2 separate regions of the Mus musculus genome follow, and region 1 is linked to region 2. A link is a loop called in an ENCODE intact Hi-C map of the cell type or tissue named here. Cell type or tissue: heart. All regions are shown on one strand.

What was found. Hi-C counts contacts between places; a loop is a spot of excess contacts. Peaks named below come from ENCODE experiments on the same cell type or tissue, not always from the same donor. Only the 100,000 strongest peaks of a DNase experiment are listed, where the experiment ranks them.
Region 1: a loop joins it to region 2, with 5 times the contacts of the local background. A loop is called at or near these places in 5 of 42 quality-filtered maps.

Annotation. Positions count from the first base shown.
Region 1 is chr1:165,374,183-165,382,182 of GRCm38, reverse strand. All of the region lies in intron 10 of Dcaf6 (DDB1 and CUL4 associated factor 6), which reads left to right. Among named protein-coding and RNA genes, the nearest start is that of Dcaf6, 82 kb to the left of the region's middle. In heart, no CTCF peak of the experiment used is centred here; no DNase peak of the experiment used is centred here.
Region 2 is chr1:165,562,952-165,570,951 of GRCm38, reverse strand. It overlaps Adcy10 (adenylate cyclase 10), which reads right to left. Exons shown (of 34, transcript NM_173029.3): 27 at 6,825-7,029; 28 at 6,651-6,747; 29 at 5,571-5,686; 30 at 3,208-3,325; 31 at 138-333. Among named protein-coding and RNA genes, the nearest start is that of Gm51750, 7.8 kb to the right of the region's middle. In heart, no CTCF peak of the experiment used is centred here; no DNase peak of the experiment used is centred here.

The DNA.
Region 1 (8,000 bases), 190 kb after region 2:
TAATAAGATAAATCAAAAGCAAGCAAATTGGAATAGTGCAAAACCAACAAACCAAAGGAAAAGAACCCAAGAAAAGGCATAGGAAACAGATAGAGATACAAGGACCACTTGCTTGCACACTAAGGAATCTCTTAAAATGCAAAATTGGGGGCTGGCAAGATGGCTCAGCGGTTAAGCGCACTGACTGCTCTTCCAAAGGTCCTGAGTTCAAATCCCAGCAACCACATGGTGGCTCACAACCACCTGTAATGAGATCTGACGCCCTCTTCTGGGTGTATCTGAAGACAGCTGCAGTGCACTTATGTATAATAATAAGTAAATCTTTGGGCTGGATCGAGCAGGGACTGAGCGAGCAGAGGTCCTAAAAGTTCAATTCCCAACAACCACATTAAGACTCATAACCATCTGTACAGCTACAGTGTACTCATATACATAAAATAAAAAATAAATAAATCTTTTTTAAAAATGCAAACTTGGAAACCATTATATATAAGCAAAGGACTTGTAGGGTGAAAAATAAAAACAAACAAAAAAGGTTAAATTAAAAAAAAAAAAAAAAAACACCAGCATTACGAGAGAATCTCCAAAGATGCCCTTGACTTCATTTTATGTTGGCCACCTACTTCTGGGAATACAGTCTACACTTAAGAGGAGTTTATTGGGGGCTGGTGAGATGGCTCAACGGGTAAAAGCACCGACTGCTCTCATGAGTTCAAATCCCAGCAACCATATGGTGGCTCACAACCACCTGTAACAAGATCTGATGCCCTCTTCTGGTGTGTCTGAAGACAGCCACAGTGTACTTACATATAATAAATAAATAAATCTTTAAAAACAAATGTAACTGGAGTGCCTGGATGGGGGCACACACCTTTAAAAAAAAAAAAACAAAAAAGAGTAGTGTATTTCCCCAGTGAGACTCCTGGAGAAAAACCAAATTTTCATTTGCAAGTGGTTCTCAATTGAGACAGCATCTGGGTTAGGGACAAGGCATGTGGCCTACTTTTCATTTTAGCTCTAGATCCACATTCGATGCAGACCTGTGCAGGCCTCACTGTGCATGCTGCCTCAGTCTCTGGAGTTCATGTTTGCCATTCCTGTTTTGTTTAGAAGGCCTTGTTTCTTTGGTGTTCTCCACCCTCCCTAGATCTTACACTCTTTCTGCCTCCTCTCCATAGATTTCCCCTGAGCCCTCAGAGGAAGGATTTGATGAAGACATCCCATTTAGGGATGAGTGTTCTGAGGTCTCTTCACTCTCTGTATATTATCCGGTTGTAGGTTTCTGTATCTGTTCCCATCTACAGGATGAAGCTTCTCTGATGATGGCTGAGTGAGGCATTGATCTATGAGTATAGCAGAATGTCATTAGGAGCTGTTTATTACTACATTCCTTTAGTAGAACTATAGTATTGGTTTTACCCTAGGTCCTTGGGCTCTTGAGTCTCAACTTCTTGGTCAACCAAGCAACATGGCTATGAGTTCCATCTTGGGAAGTAGGCCTTAAGTCAAATGTGACATTGGTTGGTTACTCCTACCAACTTTGTACCACCATTGCATTAGCATACCATGCAGGCAGGACACCATCTTAGAGCAAAGTGTTTTTAGCTGGGTTGGTGTTGTTTCTCCTTCAGTACTATTCAGAGTACCCTCTAGTACCAAGAACAGTGTCCAGTGAGGGTAAAGGTTCTACATAAGTGCCAGCTTGACTTCTCTGTGTTCAGTGAGTTGTGTAGGTATTTTCAGCAATAGCGCCTTGCCATCAGTTTGTTGCTCTCACAACCTATAGTATTTGCAACAGCCTGGGTTGTTTCTCTAATAACTCAACTACATGTAGCCTAATCCCAGCACATTTGTTGACAAGATGTCCAATTGAGGCTCTGTCTCCTCTGTTACTTGGCAGTGTTATTTAGATTATCTTCATATATGTGTGTGTGTGTGTGTAATATATATATATGTGTGTGTGTATGTATATATATATATATATATATATACATACATACATACATATTAGGAAGCTTCTGCTACTTCCATACTACCACTCAAATAGTCTTTAATTTTAGCTGTCTTTCCCCACATTTCCTCCTTTCCTCTCTCCATTCCTGCTTGATCTCCCACTTCATTCCCCTTTATCTATAACTGTGCATTCTATTTACCTTTGCAGGGAGATCTATTCGTTCCCTCTAGTCCCTTACTTTATACCTACTCTCTGTGGCTGTATTGATTGTACCTTTCTTATCATTGACTGAACAGCTAGTATCCACATATAAGAAAATGTGTACCTAGTATTTGTCTTTTTGTGTATGGGTTACCTCTCTCAGGATGAGTTGTTCATTAACTCTTAGTTAGCTGGTTGAAGACAATTCTTTATCATCAGAGGCCATAGTAATAAGAGAGTAATGACACTAGCATGCTTGTTCCCCAAATAACAAAATTTGCACAAGAGGCTGAAATGCAGTTTGCTGCAAGTGTCACTGAGAGGAGTTGTGTGTGTGTGCTTCTGTTACCAAGTCTGCCACTGAGAATATGCTTCCCCACATACTTCGCCTGCCCTTTGGTGCTGTGTACCCTCCTCTCCTCCGTGTCCTTGGTCTGTTCAGTAATGCCTGTCCTGCACTCACCTGCTTCTTTTTATGTATTGTCTTTTCCTTCTCCTCAATTAAGCATACTCGAGCAGCAGGAACTTTCTCCCAGTTAAGACATACCAAGTTCCCTTTGACCTTTCTTCCTCACCATCCCATAACCTCCCCTCTTCTACTAGTGTTCAGGGCTCTGCAGAGTTTACCTTTTTATTCGACTTCATCGCCCCACTTGGTGAACCTGCTGCAGTCTGGTTCTGGCTCCTATTAGTACACCATGACAGTGTACTTTCATCAGTCTTGTCGTTGACTTACACAGTGCAAAAGCCAGCTGTCAGGTCTCAATGTCCTTTTCAGGAGTGTATCAGAACCGTCGACACACTAGCTGTCTCCACCCTTTGTGGACACACTCTTCTCACTTGACCTATAGCATTTCCGCTTACTTGTTTGGTTGGTTGGTGGGGTTTTTTGTTTGTTTGTTTGTTTGTTTTCTCTCAAACACTGAAGTTCCCCAGGGCTCAGTTATTACCTGTCATCAGGAGCCTTGAAGTTTCATCACAAGAGACATCCAGGTTTGTTAGGAATCCTTGACTCTTACGTTCAGTCTCTGGTTAATTTCTCCACTGGATGGGTATTAGTTCTTTCCAGAGTGAATTGTTCTTTCTTTATTGTTCTTCACTGTGGCAAATAGTAGGTAAAAGATGCTGCCTTTGTCTCTCACATCTCCGATGTTTCCCCTGAGTATTTTCCTTGTCCTTTCCTCCTCCTGGAACAGCTCTTTAGGATAGCCATGAACCTTGAGTCCTTGAGACTATGGTCAAATAGCACCCTAGAAGGCTTTTCTTTTTCTTTTTCTTTTTCTTTTTTTCTTCTTTTTATATTTTCTTTTATTAGATGTTTTCTTTATTTACATTTTAAATGTTATCCCTGATTTCCCCTCTAAAAGACCACTATTCTCTCCCCTCTACCCCCTCCCTCTGCTCACCAACCCACCCAATCCCGCTTCCTGGCCCTGACATTCCTCTACACTGTGGCATAGAACCTTTACAGGACCTAGAGCCTCCCTCTTCTCCCATTGATGACTGCTACATACGCGGCTGGAGCCATGAGTCCCACCATGTGTACTCTTTGGTTGGTGGTTTAGATCCTGTGAGCTTTGGGGAAACTGGTTAGTTCATATTGCTTTTCCTCCTATGAGGCTGCAAACCCCTTTAGCTCCTTGGGTCCTTTCTCTAGCTCCTCCATTAGAGACCCTGTGATCAGTCCAATGGTTGGCTGTGAGCATCCAACTTGTATTTGTTAGGCATTGGTAGAGCCTCTCAAGAGACAGCTATAACAGACTTCTGTCAGCAAGCATTTGTTGGCATCAACAAAAGTGTCTGGGTTTGGTGACTATATGTGATGGATCCCTAGGTGGGGCAGTCTCTGGATGGTCATACCTTCAGTCTCTACTCCACACTTTGTCTCTGTAACTCCTTACATGGGTAATTTGTTCCACCTTCTAAGAACCAAAGCACCCACACTTTGATCTTCCTTTTTCTTGAGCTTCATGTGGTCCATGAATTGTATCTTGGTTATTTGGAGCTTCTGGGCTAATATCTACTTATCAGTGAGTGTATACCATGTGTGTTCTTTTGTGATTGGGTTATCTCACACAGAATGATATTTTCTAGTTCCATCCATTTGCCTACGAATTTCATGAATTCATTGTTTTGTTGTTGTTGTTGTTTGTTTGTTTGTTTGTTGTTGTTGTTGTTGTTGTTGAGGAGACAGGGTTTTTCTGTATAGCCCTGGCTGTCCTGGAACTCACTCTGTAGACCAGGCTAGCCTTGAACTCAGAAATCTGCCTGCCTCTGCCTCCCAAGTGCTGGGATTAAAGGCATGCACTGCCACTGCCCAGCAAATTCATTGTTTTTTTTTTTTTTTTTTTTTTTTGAGATGTGAATGTGATTTCTTTTTTTTTTTATCTTTTTTTTATTAGGTATTTTCCTCATTTACATTTCCAATGCTATCCCAAAAGTCCCCCATACCCCCCAATCCCCTACCCACCCACTCCCCCATTTTGGCCCTGGCGTTCCCCTGTACTGGGACATATAAAGTTTGCAAGTCCAAAGGGCCTCTCTTTCCAGTGATGGCTGACTAGGCCATCTTTTGATACATATGCAGCTAGAGACAAGAGCTCCCGGGTACTGGTTAGTTCATATTGTTGTTCCACCTATAGGGTTGCAGTTCCCTTTAGCTCCTTGGGTACTTTCTCTAGCTCCTCCATTGGGGGCCGTGTGTCCCATCCAATAGCTGACTGTGAGCATCCACTTCTGTGTTTGCTAGGCCCCGGCATAGTCTCACAAGAGACAGCTATATCTCGGTCCTTTCAGCAAAATCTTGCTAGTATATGCAATGGTGTTAGTGTTTGGAAGCTGATTATGGGATGGATCCCTGGATATGGCAATCACTAGATGGTCAAATTCATTAGTGGAGTAGTACTCCGTTGTGTAAATATACCACATTTTCTGTATCCTTTCTTCTGTTGAGGGACATTTGGGTTCTTTCTAGCTTCTGGCTACTATAAATTAGGCTGCTATGAACATGGTGGAGTATGTGTCCTTATTACATGTTGGAGAATCTTCTAGGTATATGCCCAGGAGGGGTATTGCTGGGTCCTCAGCTTAATTGATTCAGAACAGTATAAAAAGAGACATTATTACACAATTGGATCCTATTTCCAATTTTCTAAGGAACCGCCAGACTGATTTCCAGAGTGGTTGTACAAGCTTGCAATCCCACCAGCAATGGAGGAGTGTTCCTCTCTCTCCACATCCTCTCCAGCATCTGCTGTCACCTGAGTTTTTGATCTTAGCCATTCTGACTGGTGTGAGGTGGAATCTCAGGGTTGTCTTGATTTGCATTTCCCTGATGACTGAGGATGTCGAACATTTCATTTGCTCTGTAGTACCGCTAGAGGTCGGGGATGGTGATTCCACCAGCGGTTCTTTTATTGTTGAGAATAGTTTTCACTATCCTAGGGGTTTTTTTGTTTGTTTGTTTGTTTGTTTGTTTGTTTTTATTCCAGATGAATTTGCAAATTGCCCTTTCTAACTCTATGAAGAATTGATTTGGAATTTTGATGGGGATTGCATTGAACCTGTAGATTGCTTTTGGCAAGATGGCCATTTTTACTATATTAATCCTGCCAATCCATGAGCATGGGAGATCTTTCCATCTTCTGAGATCTTCCTTGATTTCTTTCTTCAGAGACTTGAAGTTCTTATCATACAGATCTTTCACTTGCTCAGTTAGAGTCACACCAAAGTCTTTTATATTATTTGTGACTATTGTGAAGGGTGTTGTTTCCCTAATTTCTTTCTCCTTTGTGTAGAGGAAGGACACTGTTTTGTTTGAGTTAATTTTTATATCCAGCTTCTTTGCTGAAGTTGTTTATCAGGTTTAGGAATTCTCTTGTGGAATTTTGGGGTCACTTATGTATACTATCATATCATCTGCAAATAGTGATAGTTTGCTTCCTTTCCAATTTATACCCCTTTATCTCCTTTTGTTGTCTAATTGCTCTGGCTAGGACTTCAAGTACTATATTGAATAGATTGGGAGAGAGTGGGCAGTCCTAACAGAAACAGAGGAAATCCAAAAAATCATCAGATCCTACTACAAAAGCCTATACTCAACAAAACTGGAAAATCTGGATGAAATGGACAATTTTCTAGACAGATACCAGGTACCAAAGTTAAATCAGGATCAGATAAATGATCTAAACCGTCCCATATTCCCTAAAGAAATAGAAATAGTCATTAATTGTCTCCCAACCAAAGAAAGCCCAGGACAAGATGGGTTTAGTGCAGAGCAGAGTTCTATCAGACCTTCAGAGAAGACCTAATTCCAATTCTCCTCAAACTATTCCATAAAATAGAAACAGAAGGTACTCTACCCAATTCATTCTATGAAGCCACATTTACTCTGACACCTAAACCACACAAAGACCCAACAAGAAAGAGAACTTCAGACTAATTTCCCTTATGAATATTAATGCAAAAATACTCAAAATTCTCGCAAACTGTATCCAAGAACACATCAAAATGGTCATCCATCATGATCAAGTAGGCTTCATCCCAGGGATGCAGGAATGGTTTAATATACCGAAATCCATCAGCAGAATCCACTATATAAACAAACTCAAAGACAAAAACCACATGATCATCTCATTAGATACTGAGAAAGCATTTGACAAAACTCAACACTCCTTCATGATAAAAGTCTTGGAAAGATCAGGAATTCAAGGCCCATACCTAAACATAGTAAAAGCAATACACAGCAAACCAGTAGCCAACACCAAACTAAATGGAGAGAAGCTTGAAGCAATCCCACTAAAATCAGGGACTAGAAGGCTTTTCTAAGAACTGTCCACAAAACAGCACTCTTTCCCTTTCATCTAGCCTGCAAGCCTTCTGTACTAGTTTAATATAGCTGGTACCCTGGGGTACACATGTGTGCATGTATAGAGATATATGTGCATGTGCATGTAATGTATATTCACAGATGTCTGTTTTCCCTCAGAGTAAACTCCATAGGGGTAAGGATTATTTTGCTCAATGTTTTATTGTCCGGGAAGTCTCATATGTAAGAGGTATACAGCTACCTCTTTGCATAAATTTGTGTAATTTTTGTTTTCACCTGGGTATTTCCAAAGAAAAGATTAAGAAAATATTATATAAACCTTTTTAGCTAAAATATCAATTCTGACACAAGAAGAAACATTTTTTAAGGGTATGACATACAACTTTAATTTTTCAAAGTTATAATGAATTCTAATAATTGTTTTAAAATATATAACTATTTACTTGTTTTATTGAATATTGTTACTTGACTGAAATTAGTAAAGTAACTGAAATTTTTGTTTAGATTTTTTAAATTAATATTTTATAACTATTCTGTGTTATTTTTCTGTACAAAGAAGAAAAATGGTGACTATTTGAATGTTTAATTTAGATTCTTAATGGCTAAGTGTGTAGTGCAGTGAGTGATATGTACTTAGGCCCTATATGCAGTTCGAAGTACCATAATATAAAAAACTATAAAATAAATTTAAAATAGTGTTTTGCTTTTATGATATTTTATTTTCATTTGTTTGGTTACTTAAATATTTATAGAAATTATGTGTCTAATTCGTGATAATTAAAGAGAAACATCTGATTGCATATGCATAGACTGTCTCATAATTTAATGACTTTTTATCAGTATTTCTTTTTAGTATTTCTCTTTAAAGCATGTCTTATTTAATCTTTCCCTTTTTAAGTGTATAATCAACTTTATACTATTTTTTGTTGTGTTACTGTCTCCTTTCTTTTCCTATCTGTGTCAGAATTTTTAAGGGGGCCTGAGATAGCTTTGCTCCGTAAGCGCCTGCAGCAGCTG
Region 2 (8,000 bases):
TTAGGAGGGTTGTCTTAAAAATAAAGCTTTTAGCATACGTAAGTACAAATCCTGTAATGAGAAGATAATTAGCCAGGAGGGTGGATAGGAATCCACTGGAGGAGGGATTGTGCTGTAAGCCAGGGAGCAGGCCTCACCTTGAGTATCTCCACCCCACTGTCCTGAGCGTTCTCGGCCTGTTCTTCTATTTGCTTCTGCAAGTGGAGGACTTGCCCTTCCATGTACCTAGAGATCCCTTCGTAGTAAAGAACTGTCGGGGTTCTTCGTGTCACGAGATGCTTAGCTCTGTCGGAAAATTTGTTAAAGTTGTCCCACTCTTGAAGTCTGGCATACCTGCAGCGCCAGGGAAGACAAGTTAAAATCAGTATGGCTCTCAGGATGGGCTGGCTTCCCGACAGATCTCTGTGTATGCCAACTTTCAGTACCTCGGGCCTCTACCTGCCTTCTGTCTGAAACATCGGGATGTTAGGTGACATGGATCCGGGAAAGGATGGAATCCTATGACTCGGGAGGGACAGAGAGCCTGCAGGAGCACACATGGCATGTGGGGTTATCCATGATGCTCCTTTGACTGTAGGAAGTGAGGCAGGTCACACATTTTAGGCTTATAGAAACTGTCCCAGTTGCAAAAAGAGGTGGGCCAGCAGTTATCAGCGCAGCCTGCAGACAAGCCAGTGTCACCTGGGTCCTTTTTAATTGTAGGCACCCTCAGCTTATTATAAATGGGAAGTATTGAAATTATTTACATGATGAGAGAGTTCAGAACGTCAATGGTATGGCCAGCTTCACGTGACATTGTTGTAACCGTGATTTCAATCCACAGACTTTCCAAGAATGTTATCATTGCTAAATAAGAAATAACCCTTGTCATCTAAAACTACGTTGGTGCCTCTGTGTTCTGGGAGAAGAACTTCACCCCAACTTTCACACTGACCACTTGATCTACCCACACTCTCCTTTTGTGCCTGATCCCACAACACTGTGGCTTGCGATGCTTTTCCTGGAGACTTTCTGGAAACATAACCCCACCCTTGGGGACCCCACAGTTTCAGCGGCCCTCCTTTCAAGCAACACTCTGTCAAGGAGCAAAAGAAACTTTCTAAAAGCTTGCCCAGCCATGACTTGCACTTCCGCAGGTCCGACCTCTGCACTCAGGTGGCCACCACTGCAGAGAGAGGCCTACGAGCCAGCTCAGGACAGTAGAAAAGCTGGGTTCTCTTCTTAAATGCAGATTCCCAGGTCTGACCCAGATTATCTGGTCAGTCAGGCTCTGGGAGTGAGGCCAGGAATTTGAGTTAACAAGTCTTCCAGGTGATTCTTATGGCCACTAAGTATGAGCTGTATTGCTCTGGGAGAGAACTGGTACACGGACATCCCAACTAGGAGAGATAGCAATGAGGGATTAGCACAACTGTTAGACTTCAGAGTCTTTGAAAATTAGTTTACGTGGTCATACCAATTTGATATGGAGCCTTAACTGGTCAAGGTAGTCTTTTTTGGATGTTAAGTTCTCCCACATAATTTTATTTTGTGTTTAAGGCAGAGTCTCAGGTAGCCTGGGCTGACGTTAAACTCCTTATCTCCCGACCCTCCTACCTGCTGGACCCAAGTGCTGGGCTCATAGGTGTGAACCACTATGCCCCAGAGTTGAGGAAATTTTTTTTTAATCAAAAGGCATTTCACATTAATTGGGAGTTGCTTGAATTTGAAGTCTTCAATCTCATCACACAGCTTTTACAGAATCATATTAGTATTAGATGACCTGGCCGTGTATAATGTGAGGTGGCAAACAAAACAGGGGTCTCAGGCTAGGAAATAACAGGGAATTTGGTTGCTTTCTGATTTACCTTGAAGATGGCTGTGCTACGTGTACATCTGTACATCTCATGTACATCTGTACATCTCATTCCTTTTTTTTTTGTTTGTTTGGTTTTTTTGTTTTTTGTTTTTTGTTTTTTTTTTTTTTTTTTTTTTTTTTGGTTCTTTTTGGTTTTTCAAGACAGGGCTTCTCTGTATACCCCTGGCTGTCCTGGAACTCACTCTGTAGACCAGGCTGGCCTCGAATTCAGAAATCACCCTGCCTCTGCTTCCCAAGTGCTGGGATTAAAGGCGTGCGCCACCACTGCCCGGCTTACATCTCATTCCTTGAAGGTAGGGTCCTAGCTACAGGGTTACTAAGCTGCGTTTCTTCCTCTGGCCCGAGTGTTCTGTGTGAGAGACTCCAGTGGAGCAAAGGGTCAGGGCTGTCTCCCTGCTCCTCTTGGTTCTCCAATAAGGAGTGCCTTAGTTGGCTGGTGATTTGGGAGGGACCAAGACAAGCACAGATCAGGACATGTGCCTCCTTCATTGTAAGAACCAGTGAAGCTGATTGGTAACATGGCGTTGAGCTGCTCTGCCATGAGACAGAAAGAGGCCTGCCTGGATGGGGAAATCTGTGGCTTCTAGAACTTCCCACTGCAGGGTGGGTGGGTCTAATGTTAGAGCTTAGTGTTAGGCCCTGCAGATATCATGTAGCTCAGACCCTCCAAGGTCATCCTCTCAAAATGATATTTTTCCATCTGTTTAGAATTGGGCAGGTGTATGTGGGCAAGGGGTACTGTTTCTTCAGTGCCCAAACTACAACACTCCACAGAGATAAGTACAGCTGTCCCTCAATAGCCCCTCAGTGCCAGGATGCCCCCATCCAAGAGATACTCGAATTCGCAGGCACTCACAGCTCTTATATAAAATGGTATAGCATTTGCAGACAATACTTCATGCATCTTCCTGCATTACATGTGTTGTTGATAATGTCACCATCTGCACTGTCACCTATGCAAACCGCTGTTACACTTACTGTTTAAGGAATAAGGACAAGGAAGCAGGCTCCACATGTTCAGGACAGTTGCAACTCTTCCCCCACGCCTCATAGCTTCTCTCTTAGGTTCGATGATTCCAGAGATACAAAACTCCTGGCCATCAGGTCACCTATGCTATAAGCTTGGTATTATTGTGACACTAAGACAGACCTACTTTTCTGTCCTTGGCTGACGGCTTCTAGGATGCCTCGGGAGGCCTTCTCTATAAATATTCTCTGGCACCTTTAAGCTGTGTTGGATGCAAACTATGGATATGTGTTCTTTCTTTTAAAGACCGTAGCTGAACAATAGTTCTTCGGGATCTAACTCTCTCACTTTAGACTCTAAATGTTCTGTAGCACATTGTTACCAGACAGCGATGCAGGAGTAAAGTCCCAGGAGGAGTCCGCTCTGGAACTTGAGGATTCTGTTGTCTTCATTGTGGTGTATGAATTCCAAGCATTCTTCAAATGTTCTGTAAATGAAGCCTAGAAAGGAGGGAAACAGAGCGATGTTGCAGCAACGTGGTGTGGGGTTGGGGTGGGTCTTTCAGGCCTTTAGCTCCCAACAGAGTTTCCCACTGTATAGTAATATCTGGTTGCTTTAGTGCTTTAGATACTCAAAGGGTCCCGTGGGTTGCAACAATCACATTGCTGCATTGGCCTGTGTTTCCAGGATCTTAGCTATACCTTGACTTCTTATGGATACGTGGCCCAATTTCATAGAAGAGACCAAATGCCATCAGATTTAATCCAACCTTTCTCAACTCAACTACAAGCCCTGGTAGTCCAGGAATCCCCAGTTTTTCACCCATAGCTCCTGTATGGGTAACAATGTATGTCTCTCCTTTGTTAATCATGAGTGGAGAAAGAACCCCTGGTTGGTCCCTCTGATTTAATAAGGCAGTACTTAAAGGCTGTCAGGAAAGAGCTTGTTTTCCCTGTCACTGCAAGTGAGGATTCTTAAAAATAAGCCATCTAGGGGCTGGAGAGATGGCTCAGTGGATAAGAGCACTGACTGCTCTTCCAAAGGTCCTGAGTTCAAATTCCAGAAACCACATGGTGACTCACAACCACCTTTAATGAGATCTGACGCCCTCTTCTGGTGTCTGAAGGCAGCTACAGTGTACTTACATACAATAATAAATTAAAAAAAAATAAGCCATTGTCTGCAGAGGCTGATTGGCTGATTAGAACTTCAGTGATGCGGGGAAGCTCGGATGTTGCAGGTCCAGAGTTTGAATGTAATTGATCTTTAGCTCCCTAAATAGTCAGCCATTCCTTGTTCACTTCTGTGTTAGGCTCAACGCTCTGTGACTGACACCTTAAAAACTGTTTAGGATGTTTTTAACTTAGCAGACCCCTAGCTTCTACCAACCTGACCTAAAAGCTGAGTGTGGTAGCAGGCAGCATCTGAAGCCTGTAGCTAAGATCTGTCCGGTTTGCTGTAAGTTCTCTCTGATATTCTCACCTATATATTTGAAAAGCACCTTGATTTGTGACTTTCTTTGTAATATTATTATGGAAGAATTCAAGGAGCTGGTTCTGTGCTGGTGGCATGGGATTGTGTTCCTGGACCACTGTCATTCACATTTGGCTCTAGAATAGACACTTCCTTATCCTCTGTGAGGAGAGAGAGAGCTGTGTTTTTCTGTTGGCATCGCCAATAGCGATTAACTCTCATTCTCAATGGGCCAGTCCTTGTAGGCATGTGAAAGCTTTAACACAGCAACACACATTGTCATTGCTAATGTTCATGTTGGAGAATCATGCAACCAAGCTACAGAGGAAGGTCTCATAAAGTTTTAGGTAGATTTACTGTTTTGTGTCAGACTGTGTGCCCGTTAGTTTTCGGACAACTTGATATAAGCTAGTGTCATCTAGGAAGAAGGAGCCTCAATTGAGAATCTGCTTCTATAGGAAGTGATGTGAGTGGGCCTAGCCTACTAGACACAGTGCCACCCCCCGGGTAGGTGGTCCTGGATTGTGGCCAAGAAAGCCACAAGAGCAAGGCAGTAAGCAACACTCCTTCATGGTCTCTGCTTCAGTTAGTGTACAGGTTCCTGACTTGAGCTCCTGTCCTGACTGCAGCCTGCAAGGTGAATGACATCCTTTCCTCTCCAGGTTGCTGTTGGTCATCATGCTTAGTCATAGCAACAAAGACCAAACAAGAACAGAACGGAGTCATGGCTATGAAGCCTGGAGGTCATACGTTGGATATGGTTATCAACATGAAGCTTCTAAGGATAGCCTGAAAAAATTAAATAGTCCCAGTAAAGGGCACATTGTTAAACAATGCAGTGACTATCAACCATCAGAAATTGATCTGACAGCTCAGACCTACAAGGTTCCTCCAGATTTCATTATTCTTTTTCACTGCTCACTCCTCTCCCAGCCCTGAAACAAGGTCTCACTATGTAGCCCTGGTTGTCTTTGAACTTACTATATAGATCAGGATAGTCTTGAACTCATAGAGGTTTGCCTGCCTCTACCTCCCAAGTGCTGGGATTAAAGGTGTGTACCAACATACCCAGCATTCATTGCTTCCTTACAATTTTGGTAATTATTAACCAGCTCCTTGAATCACATCACTAGGCTCTCTCCATCCCTTAACACTAACTAGTTCAAAGTCAAAGTCCAAAGCCCAAGTCCTGAGAGACGCCTCATCACTCCAGTGTGGAGATCCACCCTGATTTCTTTTCATTCCCCAAGCCAGGATAAATTCCACGCGTACCAGAATAAAGCATGATGTCCAAGCAGACGAAATAGAAAAATGCCTTGCTGAAGATGTCCTCTTCTGTTACAGAAAGGTCCCACAACCATCCCAGCACCTGGACCAAATGTTTATATCTGTGCAACAGAGGTGAAGATGTTAAAAGGAGTGAGAAGAAGGGATGGACTTCAGTCCTTGTCTAGTTAGTCCTGGACATGAACAGTAGTTCAGAGCCAAATACAATAGAATACAACCTTAGAATAGGCTTCAAATCTTCCCTTGCCCAGAACTAGAACCTAAGCCTCCAACTGGGTCCTCACCCCAAACTGTTCATATAGGGCTCCTCCATTTTAGGAGGACTAGAGTCTGGCCGATGTGGCCAAGTCTTCATTGCTGTTTGTTTGTGCATGCACAATGCCTTTTCTTTCCCCTTTATCTACCAGAAATGGAGGTCCTATTCCCCGCAATAAGCATAATTGGTTGCCCTCTTGGCCAGAGCAACCAGATTAGAGATGAATACAAAAGAACTCCAGGAGGAGAATTAACAGGGGAAAAGTGATGTTGATGATAAAATGTCAGTTATCAGTTACGGTATCTTCCTTTCCTGTGCCATGGCCAGAGGGAAAAATAAGCCAGAATCCCACAAACAGCTTCCTGCCATAATTAGCTGTGGTTGCCAACCCAGTAGCCTCATTGGAGAGGAAAGCTTTCTGGTTGAGGAACTGCCTAGATCACACTGACCCGTGGGTATGTCTGTGGGGAATTGACTTGATCATTAATTAATGCTGGGAGCCCCAGCCTTGTGGAGGAGGCACCATCTCCAGTTCTAAGAGCTGGTTAGCTTAATCACATACTGGAAAGGGAAACAGAGAGCCAGCCAGCAAGAAGCCATGGTTTCTGTTCCAGTCCCTGCTCGAGTTCCTTGTTCCAAATTTCCTCGAAGATGGACTATGACCTGGAAGTGTAAACACCACCATCCCGCCCCTCCCCACTTTTGGGCAGAGCGCAACAGGAAGGAAAGTCACAGCAACAGGAAGGAAAGTCACAGCAACAGGAAGGAAAGTAGAACCCGAACTTTGGAAAATGCTTTAGGGCAAATACCTGCTTTTCAAGAAAAGAGGTTTACTCAGTCTGCAGAGAACCATCTGGTATTTGTTGGGATTCCGAAGAAGTGACCACATCCTGTGGGCTCGAGAGCCTGGGGAGAAAGCAATCAGGCTGTGTTTGGGGTACTACATGTGACTTTATGCGTTCTCTTGCCTTGCCGGCCCTTACCTAACTCAATGGCCAAGTCCAGATGACCCATTAAGAACTTGATGTGGCCCAGTGTGTCGGCTGTATACGCCATGATCTCAATGGCCTCGCCTTTCAGGGGGAGGTTCAGGAGCTGCTCCATGACCAGTATTTCATATTTGAACCACACGCCCTGGTAGCCAGCGAGGTGGTGGTACAGGGAAAAGTCCAGGTAAGCCTTGATGATCTGTGAAGGCAGCAACAGAGAGAGGAGGAGGGAGACTGAGGAAGAACCGCAGCATGAAAGGCTCAGAGCCTGCCAGGACCCTTTGTTTGTTAAACACGGAGCAATGCCATGGGCTTGGGTACAGAAATCAAACTAGGTGGCTGCCACCTACTTACTGGGTCTTCTAGGATAAGCTCCGTGGCCGCTCTTGTGCACAGTCTTTAAATGAAATCCAAACATTTTAATTTGTGGGGGAAAGTATAGGCAATTGCTTACACATGGGGAGGAATGGCTGCATAGTACAAGATGGGGTGGGTGCAATCAGGTCTACATGGTAGGGTCTTATGTTAAGGTGGACAGGTCTACCTGGCAGGTTCTTATGTTAAGGTAGAAAGGAATATTTGAAAGAGAATTATCCTTTCTTATGTACTGCTTTTGTAATGTAGAAAAAAAGGAAAGCTGGTTTGGCTGGTTTGTTTGATAAAGTAAGGACTGATTTAAAACATAATTGGAGACTTAAGAGATGTTACTCACTCCTTAAGCAAATCTTTAAAATGAGGAAGTTGCCCCAGGATATAAATGCTTAGAGAAGAACAAGGAGAAAAGAATTACTTCTGAAGAATCATTCTACACACACACACACACACACACACACACACACACACACACACAATGCATGCATAATATGTATAAACCATTTTGAAAAGTACAAACAAGAGAATAGACTGTTAATAGACTCTCTAATAGTCCAAGAATTTTATGTTGGGGGTGACTGTATAGGGGAGGTTCTACAAATTCTGTCAAAACTAAGTCCCTGGGTACTTATTACATCCTAACTTTCTTCTTAGCAAATCCCTTTTCCTGGTGTGAACATGCAAAACGCTACCACAACGGATGGCCATATATCGTGGTGGTCAAATGAAAACTCTGCAGCTGCAATAGCCCTGCAGTAGCGTCTGACTTCTTTTACATGGACCAAAAGAAACTGAATC